Regions from separate parts of the Homo sapiens genome. Here regions 1 and 2 are each linked to region 3. Evidence: chromatin contacts called from ENCODE Hi-C data. All regions are on one chromosome and are shown on one strand. Each heading gives the region's core, a stretch centred on a gene start or an enhancer-like site at or near the end of the contact. The rest is flanking DNA. Distances are from core to core; before and after follow the strand shown.

The links. Hi-C counts contacts between places; a loop is a spot of excess contacts on that map.
Region 1: a map of HepG2 shows a loop between it and region 3 (147-fold over the local background). The contact joins the enhancer-like site here to the promoter of LRRC37A3 in region 3. A Hi-C loop is called at or near these places in 3 of 168 maps with a recorded cell type or tissue (GM12878, HepG2 and gastrocnemius medialis).
Region 2: a loop to region 3 is called in a map of GM11168, with 49 times the contacts of the local background. The contact joins the promoter of LRRC37A here to the promoter of LRRC37A3 in region 3. A Hi-C loop is called at or near these places in 5 of 168 maps with a recorded cell type or tissue (GM11168, GM18951, IMR-90 and 2 more).

Annotation. Positions count from the first base shown.
Region 1 is chr17:46,264,224-46,267,727 of GRCh38, reverse strand. It overlaps a transcript of LRRC37A not described here and the pseudogene LOC100132570. Among named protein-coding and RNA genes, the nearest start is that of LRRC37A, 29 kb to the left of the region's middle. Within about 2 kb of position 1,412, at least 33 of the 41 ENCODE cell types and tissues checked have a DNase peak (open chromatin) inside an H3K27ac peak, as active enhancers do; they include gastrocnemius medialis, where a contact is called at or near this core.
Region 2 is chr17:46,293,154-46,296,840 of GRCh38, reverse strand. It overlaps LRRC37A (leucine rich repeat containing 37A), which reads right to left and starts at 1,710. Exons shown (of 14, transcript NM_014834.4): 1 at 1-1,710. The coding sequence starts at 1,707. It also overlaps a transcript of ARL17B not described here.
Region 3 is chr17:64,917,455-64,921,157 of GRCh38, reverse strand. It overlaps LRRC37A3 (leucine rich repeat containing 37 member A3), which reads left to right and starts at 1,680. Exons shown (of 15, transcript NM_199340.5): 1 at 1,680-1,727; 2 at 2,288-2,408. RefSeq lists enhancers at 278-777, 778-1,279, 1,355-1,855 and silencers at 1,471-1,690, 1,791-1,880, 1,951-2,330.

The DNA of each region.
Region 1 (3,504 bases), core at 163-2,662, about 19 Mb after region 3:
GCCGTTCTCACCCGTGGGGGTGGGGCTGACGGTGCTTAAATCACAGTGGCGGAAATAATACCTGTCGTCTAAATCCTAATCATGTTACAATACTGTCCCCCATCCGTCCCAAAAAAAGACTGGACGACCCACAGCCCGGGCTGTGGCACCCACGTTACAAACGGTGGTATAAAGTACATATGCAGCGTCATTCAGCTCAGTTTCAATACCAGGTTTAAACTCTGGACACGGTTTATTGCAGCTGGAGGAGTCCAGGACTAACATGTGGACTCGGAAGAAGAAGACGTCGGGGGTGAGTGAGGTACAGGCGGTTCATCTTGTACAGCCCGTCCCGATCCACCAGCAGGGTCACCAGCCAGATGCCCGCGCCCAGCACGTCCACGTCATGCACTATCCCGTTCATCGCTGCTTCCAAAAAACAGTTTGGGAACCCCAGTTCCTCTCCCAGTCCCTGGGCGTTGGTTTTTAGCAACAGCGAAACGGCCCGCATGGGTCGGGCGCCCTGGGATCTCGCGTGCAGGATTCTCCGGGACTCGGAAAGGCTCGCGGGGCGGCGGCGCGGCGGCCGGGCTCACCGATTTCGCGCTTGCAGAACGCCTCTCGCCCGTCCATGCCCGCCCGGCAAGCGCAAGCGCAGAGCTCGGCGCCGGGCTCCGCGTCCCTGCGCGGCTGACTGAGGCCGAATCTGAAGCTGAGGCGCGGCGGCGGCGCGGGCGGCGAGCCGGGGGCCGGCACAACGGCGCGCGGCCGGTTGGGGTGGGCAGGGCCGGCGGGGCCCTCGGCGGCGCGCGCGCGCGGCCGGGCGGCGGGGAAGCGTAGGGCCCGTGAGCGCGCGCGTCTCGGGGCTTCCTCCGTCGCGGGCCCGCGGCGCGGCGACGCGCGGTTCTCGGCTTGCGCCAGGCGCGGGCCTGTGGGAGCGTGTGCGGCCTCACGGAAGGTGGCCCGGTTGTCGGCCGGCGGCTGAGGCCTGGGCGCCCCCTCCCCAGATCCCCGCTCCGCTCCCAGGGCTCCGCACTACACCGATCTTACTTTTTCTCTCCACCGGAGCTTCGGGGGATGATCCGACGATTAAACAGAGGAGCCAGAAAGCTCTAGCTGTCATTTTTGCAGACAGGGTTCCCAGGCTCTAAAAGTGAGCCTGGGCTTTTGCTTGCTTTCTCTCCTCTAACCCCTTCTCCACACCCGCGTCCCCGTTCATGCTAATGAGGGGCAGCCTTTGGGGAAACGGGAATCACTCGCTGAGCAGACCATTGGAACAAAACCGAGCCGCAGGGATTTCTCCCTCTTCCTTCCTAAGGGGGACGAGCACATGGCCTCGCAAAGTTGTCCCCGAGAATGTCTGTCCTGTGATCTGCGGGCGAGGATAGCATCACAGCCTAAACTTTAAACTCGTGTGCGTTTGCGCGCTGCGGTGGGGGCAGCAGAGGGTGGGGTGACAAGTGCGGAGAATAAGGGTGTTTCGGGACTGAGGGACTGAGTGGGGGAGAAAGAGTGATGGCCGCTTTTTTCTAGATTAGGTCAACAACAAATAGGAAAATAGTGCTTAAGACAGCGTGGGTTTGTGGAAGGGAGGAGATTCCAGATGACAGAGAATGTATCCTGGAATGTGTATGTTAGGCAATTTCTAGAGACACCAAGTCACTGCTTCCTAAGTTTAGTAAAACTGTTTCATTATATATGACAGCTCACTGTAACCTCTGCCTCCCGGGTTCAAGCGATTCTCGTGCCTCAGCCTCCCAAGTAGCTGGGATTACAGGCATACGCCACCATGCCAGGCTAATTTTTGTATATTTAGCAGAGACGGGGTTTCACCGTGTTGGCCAGGCTGGTCTCAAACGCCCGACCTCAAGCCATCCACCCGCCTTGGCCTTCCAAAGTGCTGGAATTACAGGCATCAGCCACGACGGCCGGCACAGAGGTCTAATTATTAATCAGAAGGTTGCCTGTTGAGGCCGGGCATGGTGGCTCGTGCTTGTAATCCCAGGACTTTGGGAGCCTGAGACAGGAGGATCTCTTGAGCTCAGGAGTTCAAGACCAGCCTGAGCAACATGGAGAGACCCTGTCTCTACAAAAAATACAAAAATTAGCCGGGCATGGTAGCTCACGCCTTGGTCCCAGCCACATGGGAAGCTGAGGTGGGAGGATCGCTTGAGCCTAGGAGGTGGAGGTTGCAGTGAGCCGAGATCGTGCCACTGCACTCCAGCCTGGGTGACGGAGACCCTGTCTCAAAACCGAAAAAAAAAGAAAGAAGAAGAAGAAGGAAGAGGAGGAGGAAGAGGAGGAGGAGAGGAAGAGGAAGAAGAGTAGGAAGAGGAGGAGGAGGAAGGAGGAGGAGAAGGAAGAGAAAAGAAGAAGGAGAAGAAGGAGAAGGAGGAGAAGAAGAAGAAGAAGAGGAGAAAAAAAGAAGAAGAGGAAGAAGAAGAAGAAGAAGAAGAAGAAGAAGAAGAAGAAGAAGAAGAAGAAGAAGAAGAAGAAGAAGAAAGGAAATTTGTCCGTTGAGCATTAAATCAAAGAAGAGAAATTTGCCAAATTGCAGCTGAAGGAGGTGGGTTAATCTACCCTCATTCAGGTGTTGGAGGAATGAATTATCTTCTCCCTCCAAAAGAGCAAACCTCTACAGCCACTGCAAAGCTTGGGTACACCAGAGTCAGGTTCTCCAGACTAGACAGGCCCAGATAAACACTAGTCATATAAACACTAGTAAGTTCATGCCCTCGGGGCCCTGTTCATAGATGTCCTCAGATCCCCTTCTTTCACGTGCTCTTTATTTAAGTCAAGTGGAATAAAATTCACTAGGCTTAAGATTTCTCAGTTACAACCACATCTCTGACATACATTCAAATCACCCACATCCTGCTGGGGGTGTTCCCAAAACTCTTCTGTTGCAGGAATGTTGTGAATGCCCTGAAACCCACACCCTGAAATGTAGAGACAGAGAGCAAGCTGGATGGTTCCCAGGGGCTCCCAGAGCCTCCTGGGGTGGCAACAGCTGGAAGAACTCACCAGAGTCCAGTGCTGGGTCTTGGGCAGTGTCTGGCTTGCAGCCTTAGAAATCACACTAATGGTGGAAGGTACAAAGAGTTCAAAGAGACTGATCTATGTAGCCAGAATGCCAGTTTATTAATTTACAGTGAGAAATCAACTCAGAAATGCAACTCACGTCAGCCTGGGTAGCATTCTCTTTCTATAAACAAGCCACACAGGAAGCCAAGTTATCATCAGGTTGCTTGGTAATATAAACCAGAGCCCAGGGAGTTTGTCACCTGATTGGAATGTTTAACAGTATTGGTTTCTCACAGCCTAATGTGTTCATCTTTACAATAGGTGTGTATACCTGTCGGGAGGAAGAACCCAAGAGACCAACTGGCAACTTCCTTGATAATTTCTGGTATTTTGAGTGTATGTTTCTGCTTAGCAAATATTTATTGAGCATCTACTGTGTGTTGTATAATAAAGAATTTGTAGGCCAGGCTCAGTGGCTCACACATGTAATTCCAGCACTTT
Region 2 (3,687 bases), core at 461-2,960, about 19 Mb after region 3:
CTCCTTCATGGTTGGAGAAAGTTCAACCTCTGTCTTGGATTCTGGAGTGATGGTAAACCCCAGATCCAAAGGTTGAACTGTGGCTTGAGTCAGGTGTGAATGCTCTGGAGGTTGAGCTACAACTACATTAGGGAACTCTGGAGTCTGAGCTGGGGCCTCCTGATGGGTTAGGGAAGACTCACCCTCCTCAGCGGTCTGTGGATGCTCAGCTGCAGCCTCCTGCTGGGTTGGAGAGGGGTTCTCATTATTAATAGGTTCCGGAGATTGAAATGAAGTCTCCTGTTGAACTGCTAAAGGTCCAGCTTCTTCTGATGACTCTGGAAGCAGAGGTGGGCCCCCGTGCTGGATGGCGGGAGGTTCTACATCATTACCTGACCCTGAGAGCCGAGTTGTAGCCTCCTGGTGGACTAGAGAAGTTCCCACCTCTGCACTAGGCTCTGCTGCTATGGTGAGCTGCACGTCTGGAGGCTTCACAGAGACACTGGGTGAAGCTAAATGATGAGTTTGATGGTGACCTGGAGGTGAAACTGTGACTTCATGATGTTCTGGAGGCTGACCTGGGGTCTCCTGCTGGGTCGGAGAAGATTCGACCTCCCTAGGAGACTCAGAAGGCTGAACTGGCTGCTGCTGCTCACTGATGGAAAGTTCATGCTCCATAGGAGGAACTGGAGGCTCAATTGGGGCCTCCTGTTGGGTTGCAGAAGGTTCCACCTCCTCTGGAAACTGAATTGGGGTCTCCTGCTGGGCTTGGGAAGATTCTGTCTCATTGGTAGGCTCTGAAGTTATGGTAACCTCCACATCTGCAGGTTTAACTGTAATGTTGGGCAAGTGATAATAAGCTTGATCCTCACCTGGAGGTTGAACTGACACCTCATGATTCGGTAGAGTTAGACTCTCCATAGAGGACTCTGGAGGCAGAGCTGGGGCCTCCTGCTGCATTGAAGAAGGTTCTTCCTCAAGGAGCTGTGGAAGCTGTGCTGGGGCTTCTTGCTGGAGTGAAGAGGACTGGATGTCTTCAAGGGTCTCTGGATTTTGAGTTTCGGGCTCTAGATGGAATTGAGAAGGTCCAACTTGCTCAGAGGGCCCTGGAGGCTCATCTGACTTCACCCGGAGTTCTGGAGGCAGGCTACCGGGATACGGTGTATCTGTACTGGAATATTCATTCTGCAAAGTCTGTTTCTGACTCTGAGGTGTGGATAATTGGCGTGTAATTCCAATAATCTCAGCAAGGCTCCAACGCTGAGCTGGATCTTTCTTCAGCTTCTTGGGCGAAACAGGGAGCCTTTCCTGTGGACTCAGCTTGTCCTTTAAATCCTGCTGTGAAGCCAAGAACTGCTCTGGCTCCAGGGGCTGCTCTCCAGCTGAATCCCAGGTGTCCAGGAATGGAACCAAATTTTCAGTCGATTCCTGGGGTGGGGCTGGCATCTCTGAGGAAGCAGAGGGCCCCAGGTGATCAAAGTCCCACGGGTCTGCTGGGAGAGTAGGCGCATGGGGAGATTCCCGTGGGAAATGGGAGGAGTGGGAAGACCAGGACTCAGGCGGCCCCAGGGGATTAGAGGTGAGCTGGAGCGGGTCCTTGACCCACTCCAGAGGCTGAGCCTCCTTGACTAGTAGCCACAATAGTTGCCACATAAGGAGGGGCCATGGGCCCCAGAAACGCAGCCGGGACATGACACACACTAGTGCCGGGCACTGAGCAGAAGACATTCTGGCAGCTCCGAGACGCTCGTGCCCCTTCTAAGCGTGAGCCCCGCCCTGTCTTTATGACACCTTTATTTATGTCACAGATCTGCTCCATGTCACCAGGGCACTCTTATGTCACAATCCCGCCCAAGCACGCCTTCCCATCCTGCCCTGCCGGAACACCCCTCTCCTCCCCTTAGTGAGGAAGGATTTGGGCCTCAGACCCTGGTGGTCCCAGGACTCCAGCGCCTGCTGTGGTGGGGTAGGGTGGGGTAGGGTGGGGTGGGGGCGCGGCAGAGCTTCCCAAGGAAGTCACCGGACCTCGCCTCAGGATATTCAGAAGTGCTAGTTCAGTTCTGGCAGCCTTCCTCCTTTAAGGTGAAATCCGAGAACACTCTTCCTTCCAGGGAGAGCAACTGACCTGCAAAATGGGCGCCAGGATGCACATTACAGTCACTTATTCCAAAGTGTTGCCATTTTCGCTAAACTGTCGCATGTTTGATAATTAATTCACCACCCTATTAGGTAGGGGCTGCCAGGGAATAAGCGAGGACTCCAAATTTTCTGTAGGAGGGGTGTTGGGAGTTGGCAATTCGGTCTGGGAGAGAAGGTTTTAATCCGAGTGAAGAGCCCTTTGCACTAGCCTGGGAGGAGGCTGAACTGTCATCCTGCCTTGACTCAACACAGCCATTCCCCTAGAAGTTACAGCACTTCTAGGGTCACCTGTGTTCAGAGATCTACCCTGTGTGCACACATGGAGAAGAGGCTTAGGTTGTTAAAGTCAGCATGTTAAATCATTTCCTGAAATGCGACTGTAACTAGAACCCAGCTGACTTCCCCCACAGCCGTTCTTACCTATTTTATTACTGTCTGGCATAATTACCAGCATGTAAACTCCAAGAAGGTGCTTCATCTTATTTTAGTGCTTGGCATAGACATAGGGTGCATAGTGATGGCTTTAAAATTGAAGGGGGGCCGGGTGTGGTGGCTCACACCCATAATCCCAGAACTTTGGGAGGCCGAGGTGGGGGGATCACTGAGGTCAGAAGTTCGAGACCAGCCTGACCAACATGGTGAAACTCCGTCTCTACTAAAAATACAAAATTAGCCAGGTGTGGTGGTGCATACCTGCAATCCCAGCTACTCAGGAGGCCAAAGCAGGAGAATCACTTGAACCTGGGAGGCAGAGGTTGCAGTGAGCCGAGATCGCAACATTGCACTTCAGCCTGGGCAACAAGAGAGAAACTCCATCTCAAAAAAATAAAATAAAATAAAATGGAAGAGAGTCCAAGATTCACCTCATTTAGGGATGGAGCTATCGTTATAATCAGATTTCTGAAATGAGTGCTGACTTCCTCTCACATTTCACAGGAAGCTAGACTTCTTAAAGCTTGAAGTCTCCTTGGTGGGTTTTATTTAAATTGAATTAAAATAATTATTTTACAGGGAAAAATTTCAAAACACTTTGCAACTTTGGGGTAAAAGTTAAATAAAACACTGTAGCCCCAAGTTAAGTTCCCACTGAAATGATACTTTTGCTCCTTTTTTTAAAAAAAATTCCATAAATAGTAAATAATGACTGTTTTGAGATTAATTTAGAAACAATCTCTATTTAAGAGCTTTCATATGCAGTCATGCATTGCTTGCCACGTGAGGAGCTTGAGAAATGTGTCACTAGGTGATTTCACCATTGTGCTAATATCATAGCGTATACTTACACAAACCTAGGTGGTGTAGCCACCATACCTAGGGTACACGGTATGGCTTAGGACTCCTAGGCTACAAACCTGTACTGTATGTTACTGTACTGAATACTAAAGGCAACTGTCACAGAATGGCAGGTATTTGTGTATGTAAACATGGAAAATATATAGTTAAAATACTGTGTAAAAGATAAAAATGGGGCCTGGGCACAGTGGCTCATGCCTGTAATCCCAGCACTTTGGGACGCCAAGGTGGGTGGATCACTTGAGCTCAGGAGTTCAAGACCAGCCTGGCCAACAT
Region 3 (3,703 bases), core at 431-2,930:
GGTATCCGGGCCCAGAGATGCTAAACTTCTTCCTACAGTGTGTAAACTGGCTTGTCCAAAAGGCCAAAGCGCTTCTGTTGAGAAACACTGATGACCAATCTCCTCTATGTGGTCCTGTGAGACTGTGAAACACGTATTTGATCTTCCTGGTTCCTGGCATACAATTCCTAAAACCCTCAGAATCTGCAAAATAAGTCTTTTTTTTATGCTAATGATTGACTGATTAGGCTTTCCTAGACAGCCTCAGGATTGGGGCTGGTGGTCAGGGCTTTCAGTGCCACTCTCAACCTCTGAGAAAGAGAGAGAGGCTGAAGGTTAAGCTGACCACCAACGGCCAACGGTGTAATCATTAATGACTCTGTAATGAAGCTTCCATAAAAACCCAAATTGAGGCCGGGCACAGTGGCTCACGCTTGTAATCCCAGCACTTTGGAAGACTGAGGTGGGTGGATTACTTGAGGTCAGGAGTTGGAGGCCAGCCTGACCAACATGGTGAAACACCGTCTGCACTAAAAGTACAAAAAATTATCCAGGCATGGTGGCACACGCCTGTAATCTCAGCAACTCGGGAGGCTGAGTCATGAGAATCGCTTGAACCTAGGAGGCAGGCTCAATGTTTATCTTGTAACTGACTATGTTACTGAATTATAATTTTTTTTTTGAGACCTAGTCTCATTCTGTCACCCAGGCTGGAGTGCAGTGGCGTTATCTTAGTTCATTGCAACCTCTGCCTCCCAGGTTCAAGCGATTCTCGGGCCTCAGCATCCCGAGTAGCTGGGATTACAGGCATGCACCACCACGTCCGGCTAATTTGTTTGCAATTGTAGAAAAGACAGGGTTTCACCATGTTGCCCAGACTGGTTTGAACTCCTGGCCTCAAGTGATCTGCCCGCCTCGGCCTCCAAAGTACTGGGATTAGAGGTGTGAGCCACTCAGTCCAGACAACATTTATTTCTTTATTCATTTCACCAGTTGGCATGGTTTCCAGACTTTTCTTGATTTATTTTATTTTATTTTTTGAGAAGGAGTCTCACTCTTGCAGCCCAGGCTGGAGTACAATGGCGCAATCTTGGCTCACTGCAACCTCCACCTCAGGGGTTCAAGCGATTCTTCTGCCTCAGCCTCCTCAGTAGCTAGGATTACAGGCACCCGCCACCATGCCCAGGTAATTTTTGTATTTTTAGTAGAATTTAGGAGTTTCCTAAATTCTGGGGGCTTGTCTCCCTGTTCCCCCACCCCGACTAATTTCCCTCGGTCGCTGGCGCTGCCCCGTCCCTTAGGTCGCTCGGGCCGCCCCACTCCGAGACTTTTTTTTTCTTTCGCTGGCTCTTTCAGCTTCAGTTTCCCTAGGGGGCGGGAGGGGAATATTTGGGGGCTCTCCTGCCTTCCTCTCCGAGCCGCGGAAGGGGAGACGCAGGGAGGAGGTCCGGCCGGCTTTGGGCTCCAGCCAGGGGTCCGCGGAGACTATGGTCTCCGAAGGCCTTAGCCGCGGGGCATTTCGCGAGCTGCGCGTCTCTCTCAACGGCGCCACCGCGCCCGGAGTCCAGCCGCGCCGCGCTGCGCCCAGCCCCGGCGCCCCAGGCTCTCCGCCCCCGACTCAATGCTCCCGCGCTCCCCCTAGCGGCCGCCGCGCCACCTCGCCCCGTCCCAGGCTCGTAGGCTGCTCAGCTCACGTGACCGCGCTCCGGTAACGGAAGAAACAAGATGGCGGCTGAAGGCGATCCGCAGTGAGGCCCCAGCCATTCGGATTGAGCCTTCTCCCTCCAACCGCTTCCGCAGGCCGGGCCCCTCCTGCCCTGCCCCTCTGGCCTCCCCACCCGGCCCCGGCCGCCCCCACTGCGCCCATTGCGCCCGCCCCTTCCCGGCCGCTTTCCCTTCTCCCTCCGCCTCGGTTCCAACATGAGGGGCCGGCGGGGCAGGCCGACCAAGCAGCCCGCGGCTCCCTCTGCGGAGCGCTGCGCCCCGGCCCCGCCGCCGCCGCCGCCGCCCACGTCCGGACCCATCCGGGGTTCCGCTCGCGGCACCGCGGCAGCAGCCGGGGCAGGTGGGCCGCCGCCCAGGCTGAGGTGGCGCCCAAGACGCGGCTGAGCTCGCCCAGGGGGGGCAGCAGTAGCCGGAGAAAGCCGCCGCCGCCGCCAGCCCCACCCCAGCACCAGCGCCCCGGCCGGGGGGAGGCGGGGGCAGCCACCTGGCCCGGACAGCTGCAGGTCCGGACGGCCGTCAACAAAGTGGTGTAGTCACTACAGGTGCTCGCTGCCACACCCAGCTAATTTTTTGTATTTTTTAGTAGAGATGGAGTTTCACCGTGTTGCCCAGGCTGGTGTCGAACTCCTGAGCTCAGGCGATCCGCCCGCCTCAGCTTCCCAAAGTGTTGGGATTATAGGCGTGAGCCACTGCACCTGGCACAGGTATATGTATGTATTTTTTACAAAATTGGATGAAGTATAATTTATTTGTTAAATATTTTCACTTATGCCATGATATCTTATTTAATCTTTAATTTGTCTATGAAAATACCTGCTCTGCTAGGGGGCTTCTAGTTGAAAACTCATTAATTTAAAAAATTAATTTTGAATTCAGCCACCTATTCTTTTTTCTAATTGTTTCTTGTAGCTTTTGCTTTGATTGGAATAACTTTATTCTAGGAATAAAGTTTTGTCATCTGCAAACATGAATCATGTACACATCTGATTTTCTTATATTTATGTCTCCTTTTTCTCTTCAAATTACATTGCCTTTACCATTGATGGGAACCTGGGTAATAAAGAAAAAAGAAAAAAATTGCATTCCCTACCACCTCCTCCAAAACAATGTCAAATGTTAGTTATAATGATAGGCATCTTAGTATGCTATCCCAATTTAATGGAACTGTTGCAGATATTTAATGGTTAACTGTTGGTTTGAGACCTTTAATGTGTTGAGTATATTCACCTATTTCAATTTTTTTTCTGTTTAAGTTTTTTTTTTTTAAATCAGATATGGCTATTATATTTTGTTAAATGACATCTTAGCATCTTTTAAGATGATCATATAGTTTTCCTCCTGCATGCTACATATTAATTACAGTAGTGTATATTCATAGAATTATATTAGTAGATCTTATATTGATTCACCCTTACATTCTTGCAGTGAACCTCTCTTGATCATATTATTTTTTCATGTACTGTTTGACTTTATTTATTTAGTTTTGAGACAGAGTTTCGCTCTTGTTGCCCAGGGTGGAGTGCAGTGGCGCGATCTCAGCTCACCACAACCTCCGCTTCCCAGGTTCAAGCGATTCTCCTGTCTCAGCCTCCTGAGTGGCTGGGATTACAGGCGCCCGCCACTACGCCTGGCGAATTTTTGGTATTTTCAGTAGAGACAGGGTTTCACCATGTTGGCCAGGCTGGTCTTGAACTCCTGACCTCAGGTAATCCGCCGGCCTCGGCCTCCCATAGTGCCGGGATTACAGGTGTGAGCCATCGCGCCCGGCCTGTTTGACTTTTAAATAGGTATTTTAATTTTTTAGTTTATACGTGTACAGTGCATAATGTATTTAAGATTCATCTGTGTTGTTGTATCAGTAGTTTCTTTATTGCTGAGTAGCAGTCCTTTATATGAGTGTATCACAGTGCATTTATCTGTTCAATAGTTGAATATTTCAATTATTTCTAGTTTGTGGCACCTATGAATAAAGCTGCCGTAAACATTTCCATAATGTTTT